3 separate regions of the Homo sapiens genome follow, and all the other regions are linked to region 3. The links are chromatin contacts, found by Hi-C in ENCODE. All regions are on one chromosome and are shown on one strand. Each heading gives the region's core, a stretch centred on a gene start or an enhancer-like site at or near the end of the contact. The rest is flanking DNA. Distances are from core to core; before and after follow the strand shown.

Evidence for each region. Hi-C counts contacts between places; a loop is a spot of excess contacts on that map. Pooled maps may share reads with other maps.
Region 1: a map of GM12878 shows a loop between it and region 3 (4-fold over the local background). The contact joins two enhancer-like sites. A Hi-C loop is called at or near these places in 1 of 168 maps with a recorded cell type or tissue (GM12878), 30 of 37 single-sample maps with no recorded cell type and 7 of 50 pooled maps.
Region 2: a pooled map shows a loop between it and region 3 (2.4-fold over the local background). The contact joins two enhancer-like sites. A Hi-C loop is called at or near these places in 2 of 37 single-sample maps with no recorded cell type and 3 of 50 pooled maps.

What each region holds. Positions count from the first base shown.
Region 1 is chr6:21,021,306-21,024,846 of GRCh38, forward strand. All of the region lies in intron 11 of CDKAL1 (CDKAL1 threonylcarbamoyladenosine tRNA methylthiotransferase), which reads left to right. Among named protein-coding and RNA genes, the nearest start is that of CDKAL1, 490 kb to the left of the region's middle. Within about 2 kb of position 1,271, at least 10 of the 41 ENCODE cell types and tissues checked have a DNase peak (open chromatin) inside an H3K27ac peak, as active enhancers do; they include GM12878, where a contact is called at or near this core.
Region 2 is chr6:21,108,323-21,111,885 of GRCh38, forward strand. It overlaps CDKAL1 (CDKAL1 threonylcarbamoyladenosine tRNA methylthiotransferase), which reads left to right. Exons shown (of 16, transcript NM_017774.3): 13 at 79-141. Among named protein-coding and RNA genes, the nearest start is that of LINC00581, 400 kb to the right of the region's middle. Within about 2 kb of position 1,430, at least 5 of the 41 ENCODE cell types and tissues checked have a DNase peak (open chromatin) inside an H3K27ac peak, as active enhancers do.
Region 3 is chr6:21,437,202-21,440,942 of GRCh38, forward strand. No RefSeq gene overlaps it. Among named protein-coding and RNA genes, the nearest start is that of LINC00581, 73 kb to the right of the region's middle. Within about 2 kb of position 1,415, at least 4 of the 41 ENCODE cell types and tissues checked have a DNase peak (open chromatin) inside an H3K27ac peak, as active enhancers do; they include GM12878, where a contact is called at or near this core.

The DNA.
Region 1 (3,541 bases), core at 21-2,520, 420 kb before region 3:
ATACAGTCCCTGGTAGGCACTCCTTAAATGATTGCTGCTACTTTTTTATGTATTCAAAGCAATATTAATAACAAAACAACCACAATACAGAACACAATCAATAAATGATACCTAAAAAATAAAGACAAGAATTTGTTGCAGATTAAGTGAAAGACAGCCCATTTAATCTAAAATGCACACAAAAATATGAAGGAAAAAAAACATTGAAAATATTTTATTTTCTTTCTACAGCTTTTTTAATAAAATGCCCCTAAGTTGAACGTACAGTTCAGTGGGCAGAACTCACCCAAAAGATTGAGAAAGCAGAGGGTAAATATGTAATAGTTACATATTAATTGATATCAACTAATGTCTCTAAGAACGATGCCATCCTTTGGGGTTGTCAAAGTTGAAATTAAAGATACATTTTTTCAAAACCAGAGTTTTCGTCACCATTTGTACACCTTTCTTTATTTACCTCACCTAAGGTAGCACCCCACACACTAATTCAACCCCCATAGTGCCATCCGTCCGGACATTTCAGTTGCTTCTCTAATAAATGTCTACTTTCCTGGGACACCTTATGGTCCTTGTTGCTGGTGGTTAGTTTTGTATGAAGTCATTGTCTTTGAAGTGTTGTTGGTTGATAATGCGTGGGAACTTATCTTTCTTAAATATAATTTACCTTTGGCTGGGGTATTTAATGTCTTAAAGCAAAAGAAGAAACAACAGAATAGGTCAGGAACTCTGAAGGGCCAATGTTTGAGATCTTGTTTTGGAAGGAATTTCAGCAACGGTAGCTGGGCAGAAGGCTGACCCACCAACATATTTTAGCAAAGCTACAAGGATTTGGAATGATAGTGGCCCCCAGCATGGCCTCCTACTTTGCAGGTCCCGAGGTATGAAATTAAGTTACATTTAAAAATCAGAATTAGTTCTCTAATCTTCAGATAGTGTTAAACCTTAACTCATTCCACTGTTTGGTTATAAATAAATAAACATAACATTTGTCCCAAGTTGTTCTACAGGTTCACGCCTAGCCATAGAGTTAACTTTGAGCATTATTTGCAGTGCAGGGGGTAAATTATCTTCAAAACGCTCATGGATTGGCTGCTGCCCAGAGTCCTGAGAGATGTAATCAGTTTCAGTTAATTCTAAACAATAGATTGTGGCAGGAACTCAGCTAAGTGGCGGGTTGACTGCACCCAAACTGTTGATTTAAGTTGTCAAGAGAGCTTGACTCATGCTTAGACTTGACAACAGTTTGGGTCAGCTGGCTTAGCTGTAAACCATTACCAGTAAACTCTGCTCCTTTTGTGTGTGAGGAGGGAAGGGGGATGGCCCTTCTGGTCACGGTCTCCCTCCCTGAGCTCACTGCAGACTCCACGGCCTGGCTGGGAGGCTCTTTGTGACTTTTACTGTGCTCAGACTTCAGTCTCTTCATCCCTGTCATGCGCATCAGTGGGTTTCTAGCCACAGGCCTGAGGAACTGCCAATATAGTATGTGCTTTGTGTACTTTCTATTCATTTCTAACTTTTGTTGGTGATGTTTAACAGGAAGTGCGTTACTATTCACTGTACCGTAATCCATATCTGTACAGCACTTAATGCTGTTCACAGAGAACTCATATTGTCCAATATATTTTAGGCTAGGGCAGGGCAGGAATTACATTGCATCAGCATTAATCATCCTTGTTACCTTTTGATGAGATCATTCAGGTTAAATACTGGTTGGAAGAGTGATCTAAAGTTGAAGGCATGAGGATAAATGTAGGAAAAACATTAGCAGTTTGCTTAATGTAAGTTTTTTTTTTAAGTTTGAAGATAAATGTTTCTCAATTGATAATTTTTTTTTTTTACCATTAGCCTTTGAACATTAGTAGTAACAATTTATTTTTATTTAAAGTTTGTCCACACATGCAAATGGAAACATGTTACCCCTTGGATACTAGCTTAAATTTATTTACTCCGAGGTGATTTAAAGTCCACATATAGGTATGCTTGTTTCAGCAGGTCAGATTTAAGGATACCTTAATTTAGTGATGAGGTACTCTGAAGGTCTGAACTTGAGAAGGTGATCCAAGGTGACTATAACCTTACACTTCCTGTTAGTACCTGGCTCAGAGTCTCAGGAGACTTTGAGGGCAGTGTTTTGATATGAATTGCCTTTGTGTTCTTTCTGTAAATTAGTTTTTGGTATGGAAAGCCAGAAAGCTCAAGTCCTTTAAGTACATAAGTCAAGCGGCTTTTTTTTTCCATACCCCTGTCAAACATTGTACACTTATCGCTTTCCTTTTATAATTTTGAAAGTCTCCAAATCATTAAATGATATGCTTCTCAGTTGTGGATGGTTCCATTTTCTAATGACTATTTTGTCTTCTAGAGAATGTCTGCTAAAATTCTTCCTGATTTTTATTTTACTTTCCAATGTGGTTTTCATTTATCTTAGAACAGTGTGCAAACTTTCACTGAGAATAGAAACAATAAACAGAATGGCACAATATATTTTTATTTACTATAGATCATATCCATTTAGCTTTTTCATGGCCCTTTCATCATTTTCTATTGTGCCATTCACTTTAGTGGGTACGTTAGTTACTCACATGGTGTGACCTGGGAAAGGAACATTACAGTTGTTTTTCTTTGGTTTACATAATGTCATCAAATGAGGGGAAACTGTCCTTGGCTGAAGAAAGTTTCATGAATTTTAATGTGTACCATTTCCTTTGTTATTAATTTGTAAATAAATATATGATAGAGAGTAAAATAATGAAAGATTTTGGCAATTATATTTTAGCCAAGAAAATAATGAGAAATACCTATTTTCTTGCATCTCACATTAACATCTGTTAGGTTACACTTACTATTATGAGATGAGGGTTCACTTTAGAGATGAGTCAATAGTATAAATATTAGAAGCAATTTTCTAGGACAAAGTATAGAATGGTTTTATAGGTGACATGTGCCTGTGCAATGTTGACCTATTAATAGAATTTATTTATTTATACCCATGCACAGGAATGGAAGCATTTCACAGACAGACATGTAAGAGGTTAAGATTTTTAAAAATGCAGCTGAAGAGGCCAGGCATGGTGGCTCACACCTGTAATCCCAGCACTTTGGGAGGCTGAGGCGAGCAGATTGCTTGAGCCCAGGAACTCAAGACCAGCCTGGGCAATGTAGTGAAACCCCATCTCTTAAAAAAAAAAGAAATTGGTTGAAGAAATCAAGAGAAAGGGCACAATTAATGTAGGAAAAATGAGATGATTACAATGATAAGATTACCATCAAAAATACATGTCCTCCAGCCTCATACACTTATTAGACTTCATATTTCATCACAGATTTTTAGAAGCCAATGCAAAAAAGAAAATATTATCAGTAACATGCTTTACACAGTCTATAAGATAGAGGTGTCAGAGACGGGGAACACAGCTGTTCCTGCTTTGAGACTGGAATGGAAAATCTGCCAGTGGCCTGTCTTGTGATACTTCATGTCCTCATCTCTGGGCACATGGGAACTGCTTTCCTTTCTTCCTCACTGTAAGTGAGAGTGCCAGAT
Region 2 (3,563 bases), core at 180-2,679, 330 kb before region 3:
ACACATGTATATTTTTTATCTGCTGTCAACTCAATTGTTTGTATGTTGGTTTTTTGTTTTTTTTGTTTTTTTTCACAGAAAAAGCAAAGGACAAAAGATCTTTCTCGGGTGTTTCATTCTTACAGTCCATATGATCACAAGGTAAGAGAAGCATGTTAATAGCATATTAAGTATTAAAGTCTTTCCGAATGTATAGTACAATTTTCACCAACATATGGTGATTCTGAAATACACTTACCAATTACATTTATATTTCAATTTAAATTTTTTAGCTCTTTATCCCTTTTAAAGAAAACAGAAATGTTATATTTCTGAACTATAATAATTATATTTTATTCACATTGAAATCTAGTTACATATTGGCACTGAAATCTCAAAGACAGTGAAAAGACACATTTTGGGGTGTATTTTGGTTGGTTGGTTTTTGTTTTTTCTTTCCAAACACTGTACTGGAGGAACTTGGGTTTTGGATTGGTAAAGATAATTGAAATGCTGACTGCAAAACTTGATTCTTCATTCCTCCTGATAGAAAGTTATTTTTCTAAATGAAAATCCTAATAAAAATTAGTACATAGCATCATGTCTGAAATATCTACTGCCTGGAGCTTTGCTACACAGAAAATGACCAAATAACGTGACGACCCACATGTACCCATCCCACAGCTTCATAGATTCATAGTCCGTCTGTGTCATTTATACCCTACCTTCTCCATCCCTCATGTTTGAAAAATTCCTAGACATCTTTTCACTTGTAAGTATTTTACAATATATTTGTAAAAGATAAGCACTCTTTTAAAAAGAAAAAATATGTAGCCATTTTTAAGAAAATGCTTAACTCCACATCTTCATGGGGAAATAGATTACAAGGTTTCAGAGACTTGTGCAAAACTTCTAAACCATGTAGGATTCCAGTAAATCTGTTAATTCGAGGTGATTTCAGAAGCAAACAAAAAATTTGCACAGTTGAAATGCTAATATAAACTTAAATCTTTATCTATGAATTTATAGGGAGACATGTGGTAGGGATTTTTTAACTAGCCAAAGTAAGTAGTGTGAAAACTACTTTCCTCAGTTGAAAATACAGAGATGTCTGGATTCAGGAGGGAAAAATTGTGCCAGTTCATAGAAGTTGAAAGAATTTGAAACACTAGCTTCTAGTGTTTCTATAGTGACCAATTGACTTAAGCACCAAAAACTCGTAAAAGAGATGTTTATGCTTCATGTGACCATGGTGATATGTAATACTAAAACTTATATCATTCCAAGTTACATTTTTCAAGCTAAATCAGTCACATTGCAGAATGCAGCAATTTGTTTGAAAGAGATTGAGAGAGCCAATAGGGTCTGACAATGCAGACAGAAGGAGCAGGCTGATAAGTAATACAACAGCAAAAGGAATGAGATTGGCCAGATTTCTGAAGGTAGTGTTGCATTTTTTTTTAGATGAAGCCACTTAATGAACATAAGTGCAGCAGTGGCTAAAGTTAACATTTAACAACAACAACAAAAAAGGCGATGGCAAATCAGAGGTTTTGCCTGGCTTGTCTAAATTTCGCCCACTTGTAACATTTTTAAATTCGCAGTTAAGGGAAATTCCATTCTTCTTTTATTAGAACTCTTAATGGAACCTAGCCATTTGCAGCTTCTACCGGCTTCCTCCTCATATCCTTTGTGGCATTGTATCAAAGTCACCTCAGATTATTTTGGCTTCCCTTCATTCCTCTACAACTTAGTCATCAGGCAGTGAGGAATTGAATCTAAATGCTTGATGGAGTTCCTTTTGATCTTTAAGATTGGTAATAAATTATTGTAAATAGCTAGACTGCTTGATGAGTGCCTTTTGAAGCTCCTAAGTTTTGGTCTGTTGCCATTCTGTTTTATTCTGGATGTACAGTAGTGAAGGAAAATGGAAAAGTTTTATTCCAGGCAGCTCCCGGCCTCCTTAGTAGCCTTTACCTACTTTTCTAAGTTCCATCCAGGCAAATCTATCCATGTTACTTTTAATATTGTCTCTCACTGATTGGAATGTCCACAAAGACTAGAACCATAGGGATAAAGTAACATGCACTATTTTCCCAATCTGAGAATGTTGCTATTTTTCCCCGCATGAATTAATAGAGGGTTGTGTTTAAAGTTATTTTGTCATTTGAATTACCCACTTATATTCAAGCAAATTGGTTTTCTAGGCAGATAGGTTTTAGTGTAAAGTGTTTTACAAGGTGTGGTTAAAGTTGGTTTAGACATCTCATGCTCAGTGAGATTTCTGGCGTGATCCTTATGAAAATATATACATATATTGTCAGTGAAAGCTTTTATGAAATACAACATCAGTTGTTTGGGGTTTGCTTTAATGCAGGCTGGTGTATTGGCTTATGCCGGTAATCCCAGCACTCTGGGAGTCTGAAGCTGGAGGATCACTTGAGCGCAGGAGTTTGAGACCAGCCTGAGCAACATTGTGAAACTCTGTCTCTATTTAAAAAAAATAAAAATTAAAAATTAGCCAGGCATGGTATTGCACACCTGTAGTCCTAGCTACCGGGGACAGGTTTAGGCAGGAGGATCACTTGAGCCCCGGATTTCAAGTTACTGTGAGCTATGACTGCACCATTTTACTTCAGCCTGGGCAACAGAGCAAGACCCCGTCTCTAAAAGAACATTTTTTTTTAAAATAATTTCAAAGAGCAGAGTGGATAGGGTACAATAAAATAAGATTGCCCATGTGTTGGTGATTATCAAAACTAAATGATGTTTGGGGGGTGTTCATTATTTTATTCTGCATTTTTCTATATGATTGAAATGTTTCATAATAGAAAGATACAAAAAGTAAAATAAACTATGGTCTGCTCCTGGGAGTGAATGTTGTGACGGTTTGCCTCTCTAGCTATATTCATTTTAATGTTCATTTTCCCCTTGACGTAAGTTTATGCCAAAAAAAGAATAGTCAGCATTTTAGTGGATTCATCATGCTGAGTAAACTCAGAAATGCAACTCCTATTCTAAACTTGGCAAAATTTCCTTCGGGTTTCATCCCAAATTATAGTGGGTCACTTAAATGACAGCTTTGCCTACTAGAAACTGTTAAAACAGTTGTAATTACAAAGGGTAGTTAGTGCAACCATTTTGTTCTCAGTGAGTCAGTTGTATTTGCTCTTCTTTCCTTCCCCCAACCAAGATTGCTCCTGCCTGACCCCAGACACAGGAAAGTCACCAGGTTAAACAAACGTGTTGTTTGAGTGAGCCCAGGTGCATTTCTTAATCATACCCCAAAGCCATTGTTTAGGTTGTAAATGGTCAGTTGGTTTTCTCTTAAATGCTGTTGCAAAAAGCAAATAAAGCTAGGAGCAAAATGTGTACCCAGAATAAGGCTTAGAAAATACTTTATTTCTTGCACTAAGAAATGTTGCTTGAGACTAGAAGAATTTCATTTTTGTTTGTTGCCTCTGGTTGCATGTCCATTTCTTAAATTGTTTTCAGGAATTCTTATAATAAATAAAGACTCATACAAAAGGGCTTGACAAAAGTTAACTCCCATTTATCTGTCCTTCTAAAAGAGAACATTAGTA
Region 3 (3,741 bases), core at 165-2,664:
GCAATTCTCCTGCCTCAGCCTCCCGAGTAGCTAGGATTACAGGCACACGGCTAATTTGTGTATTTTTAGTAGAGACAGAGTTTCACCATGTTGGTCAGGCTGGTCTCAAACTCCTGACATCAGGTGATCCACCCGCCTTGGCCTCCCAAAGTGGTGGAATTACAGTCGTGAGCCACCACGCCCGGCCTAATGTATCTATTTATATCTAAAAAATGATGCCACACAGTAGTCGCATGTTAGTTAGACACATGGAAACAAAAACAGTGATGAGATTTTTAAGTGGATAATCCAAGGAGTAGAAACGAAGGGTCAGGAGGGATTGCAGCGGTGGGCTGTAATTTTTCATTATAGGGCTTGTAGAATTGTTTGATTTTTAAAAATTATGTACACATTTCATTTTGATAAAATAGCAAATTAAGTGGAAACCAAAAAAATAAATAAATGAACTTTCAAGTGACTGGTAGGCAGCTGGTGCACAGCATCTGCCACCACCAGCAATAGTCATGTGTTCGACACATGCCCTGGTGGCAAGAGGAATTTCCAGCTGAGACATTGCCATAACCAACTCAGTTTTCCCTTTTGATTAGTATTCATCCTTCATGCCTGCATGCTTGTGGTTAGCACACAAACTGAAAAAAAAAGTGCATGGAAAAGTTGGATCCAGAGTCTCAGACACTGCAGGTGTTCTCCGAGTTGTTAGTCTCCATTCTAATACAGTCCAATAAGGACCACAAACATCAAACATAATGGAGAACTGCCTGCAACCAAAGCCAGGGCATGGAAAAATTGCTCATTAAAAATTATTCTGCGGTTACAGTTTTGAACTGGCATGGATAAAAAGTGGAGCAGAGGCCGGGTGCAGTGGCTCATGCCTGTAATCCCAGCACTTTGGGAGGCCGAGGCAGGCGGATCACAAGGTCAAGAGATCGAGACCACCCTGGCCCACATGCTGAAACCCCATCTCTACAAAAAATATAAAAATTAGCTGGGCGTGGTGGTGCGCCTGTAATCCCAGCTACTCAGGAGGCTGAGGCAGGAGAATCGCTTGAACCCGGGAGGCAGAGGTTGCAGTGAGACAAGATCGCGCCACTGCACTCCAGCCTGGTGACAAAGTGAGACTCTGTCTCAAAAAAAAAAGTGGAGCAGATGGTCATATTCAACATGGTGAAAGGCTCTGTGAAAGCAAAACAGAAACCATACACCCGCAATGGCCACCAAAACGGCTGCTGACATACGATCACTCTTTTCTTGATGCTGCTCTCTGTGCTTTAAATGTATTTTCTCTTTGAAATGATCACTTTCAAGTGTGTTTATTAAATTCTGTCTCCCATGTTAGGTTGACAGGAAGTATGTAGTATTTGGGAAAAGGCACAGGAGGCAAAAATAAGATACTAGATATCAAGGGATGTGTTGGATTACTCAGGACAGGCTAGGATATGCCACAATAAAGAAAAACCCCAAACCTCTGTGACTTAACGTTTCCCACCGCATATGCAAAGTGGGTCTGCAGAGGGCCTCTGATGATCTAAGTACCTCAAAGTTCTAGAGTGGTGCATATTGCCATGATCAGTTCCTCTCAAAGCTGACTCAAAGCGATGTGTCTCACTTCTGCTCATATTTCATTAGTCAAAGCCATTCATGTGGTCATGTCTAAATTTAAAAAGGTGAAAGAAGGCAATGTTATCCAGAAAGAGAGCTGGAATACTTGTGAACTCTTCCAACTCAATCCAGTATTCCCTCTGCTCTAAAACATAGCTATATAGCACATAGAATATAAATTAGTTACGTTTATTTTTATCCAAAGTATACTTTTCCTAGATATGTCTTACTCCAGAAAATTATTATCCTTTAAAGGCAGATGATGAATCTGGCTAGAGGAGGAGGGCCTGGAAGGTTATATGAGGTACTAACGTTATGTAAAGTGATGTGGTTTCCTTTTTCTCTTCCTGTGGTTGAATGATGTAGCACACTATTTGCAGACCAATCCTGGTCTTCCTTAAGTGGTTTCTATAACAAGATAATTTTCTTTCACCAATCACTAACCAATTTATTTTCACTTCCAAGTGGAGCCTTATTTGTGCCTCAATTTTAGAGATTGTGAGTTTAAAAGAACACCACCTTCTGCCTGTTTAAGAAATAACCCAAGGTGCCCTGGAAATAAAAATGCAAATGCACGAATGGGAAAGCTTTATTTAGCTAAATCTCAAAGCAACAGTTGTGCTTTGAGAAGAAGTTAAGGGAAGAGGAGTGGCAGGACTGGACATTCAAAGAAGGATAATTTTCAGAATGAGATAGTGTGGAGTGGAGGAGGAATAGAGATTTCCATCCCTGGGCACGAAATAAGGAAACGTATTTTTCTGCAGTTATTTGTGAAGAACTTCAGTGATAAGCACTGTGCTTCTCCTTAAATAAAGACTGAAACAGAGAAGTAGCAGTTCCAAATACTTAGCCAAAGTTCCCAAAACCTTTGATCCAACAATTCTAAATACTTAGTGCATCAAATCCAACTACAGTCACAACTCTGTGCTAAAACTCAAGCAACAAGAAAGCTGAAATAATCAGAACTCTTTATTACCTTGGAATAAGAAAAAGCACATGGCAAATAAACCAGTTGAAATCGGGCACACCTTCAAAAGAAAAGCAATTCCCAGGGTGTTACAGGGTCAGGACCGCCTTTAGCCAATTTCTCAACTTTTTTAAAACACATGTTATGCTCAGGCAGAAATAAACTTCATTGAAATGAATTACTGTCTTAACTTTGTTCAGTTTGAACTTCAACATCTTTATGATGGAAGGTACCAACTAATCTGAATGGTAACTACAAGGCCCTTAACATAGGACTTAATGAGATTTGTTGTGTATATTTGTGGTGACTCCTCAAACTCAGGAGTGTGTGCCACAAGGTATAAGCCACTGATTAATTGTCTGAGAGCACCTCAGTTCTTCCTCACTGACATGCTGGTGACACATCACTGTCAGAGTCCGAAAAAGTGGCCTGAGCTGGTCTGCTCCGAATTCTCTTCTCTTCTTCCATGTTCTTTGTTTCATGCGCCATGCCTGGGATGCGTCTGGCCCCAGGTCCTTTATGTTGCAGATAGCAATGTATTGATTATAGATTACTAGATTATATATATTCCTTTACAGAGATATAGATGTGTAGATTATTTACTTATTCACATTAAGGTCTTTTGAAATTGTATTAATCAATTTCTGCAGACCACGGTTTCTCAACATTGGTACTATTACATTTTTAGTAGGCAATTCTTTGTTATGGGGGGAAGGCTGTCCTGTACGTTATAAGATGTTTTAGTAAACATCCCAGGCCTCTACCAACTAGATGCCAATAAAACATCTTCCCTCACTTGTGACTACCAAATATCCCCTTTGGGGCTAAATTGCCCCCATTTCAGAACAACTAGGCTACCATCACTGTCCAATAGATATATAATGCAAGGCACAAATTCAAGCCACAGAAGTAACTTTAAATTTTCTAGTGGTTACATTAAACAAAAGTAAAAATAAACTAGCAAGATAAAATTTCGTGATATTTTTATTTAACCCAATATCCAAAATATTGTCATTTCATCATATCATCAATATAACAAATTATTAATGAGATATTTTCCATTCTTTTTTGAGTATTAAATCTTCAAAATCTGGTGTGTATTTTATACTCACAGCTTGTTTCACTTTGGATGAGCTTCACTTCGAAGGCACATGTGGCTGTGGCTATTTGTTGGA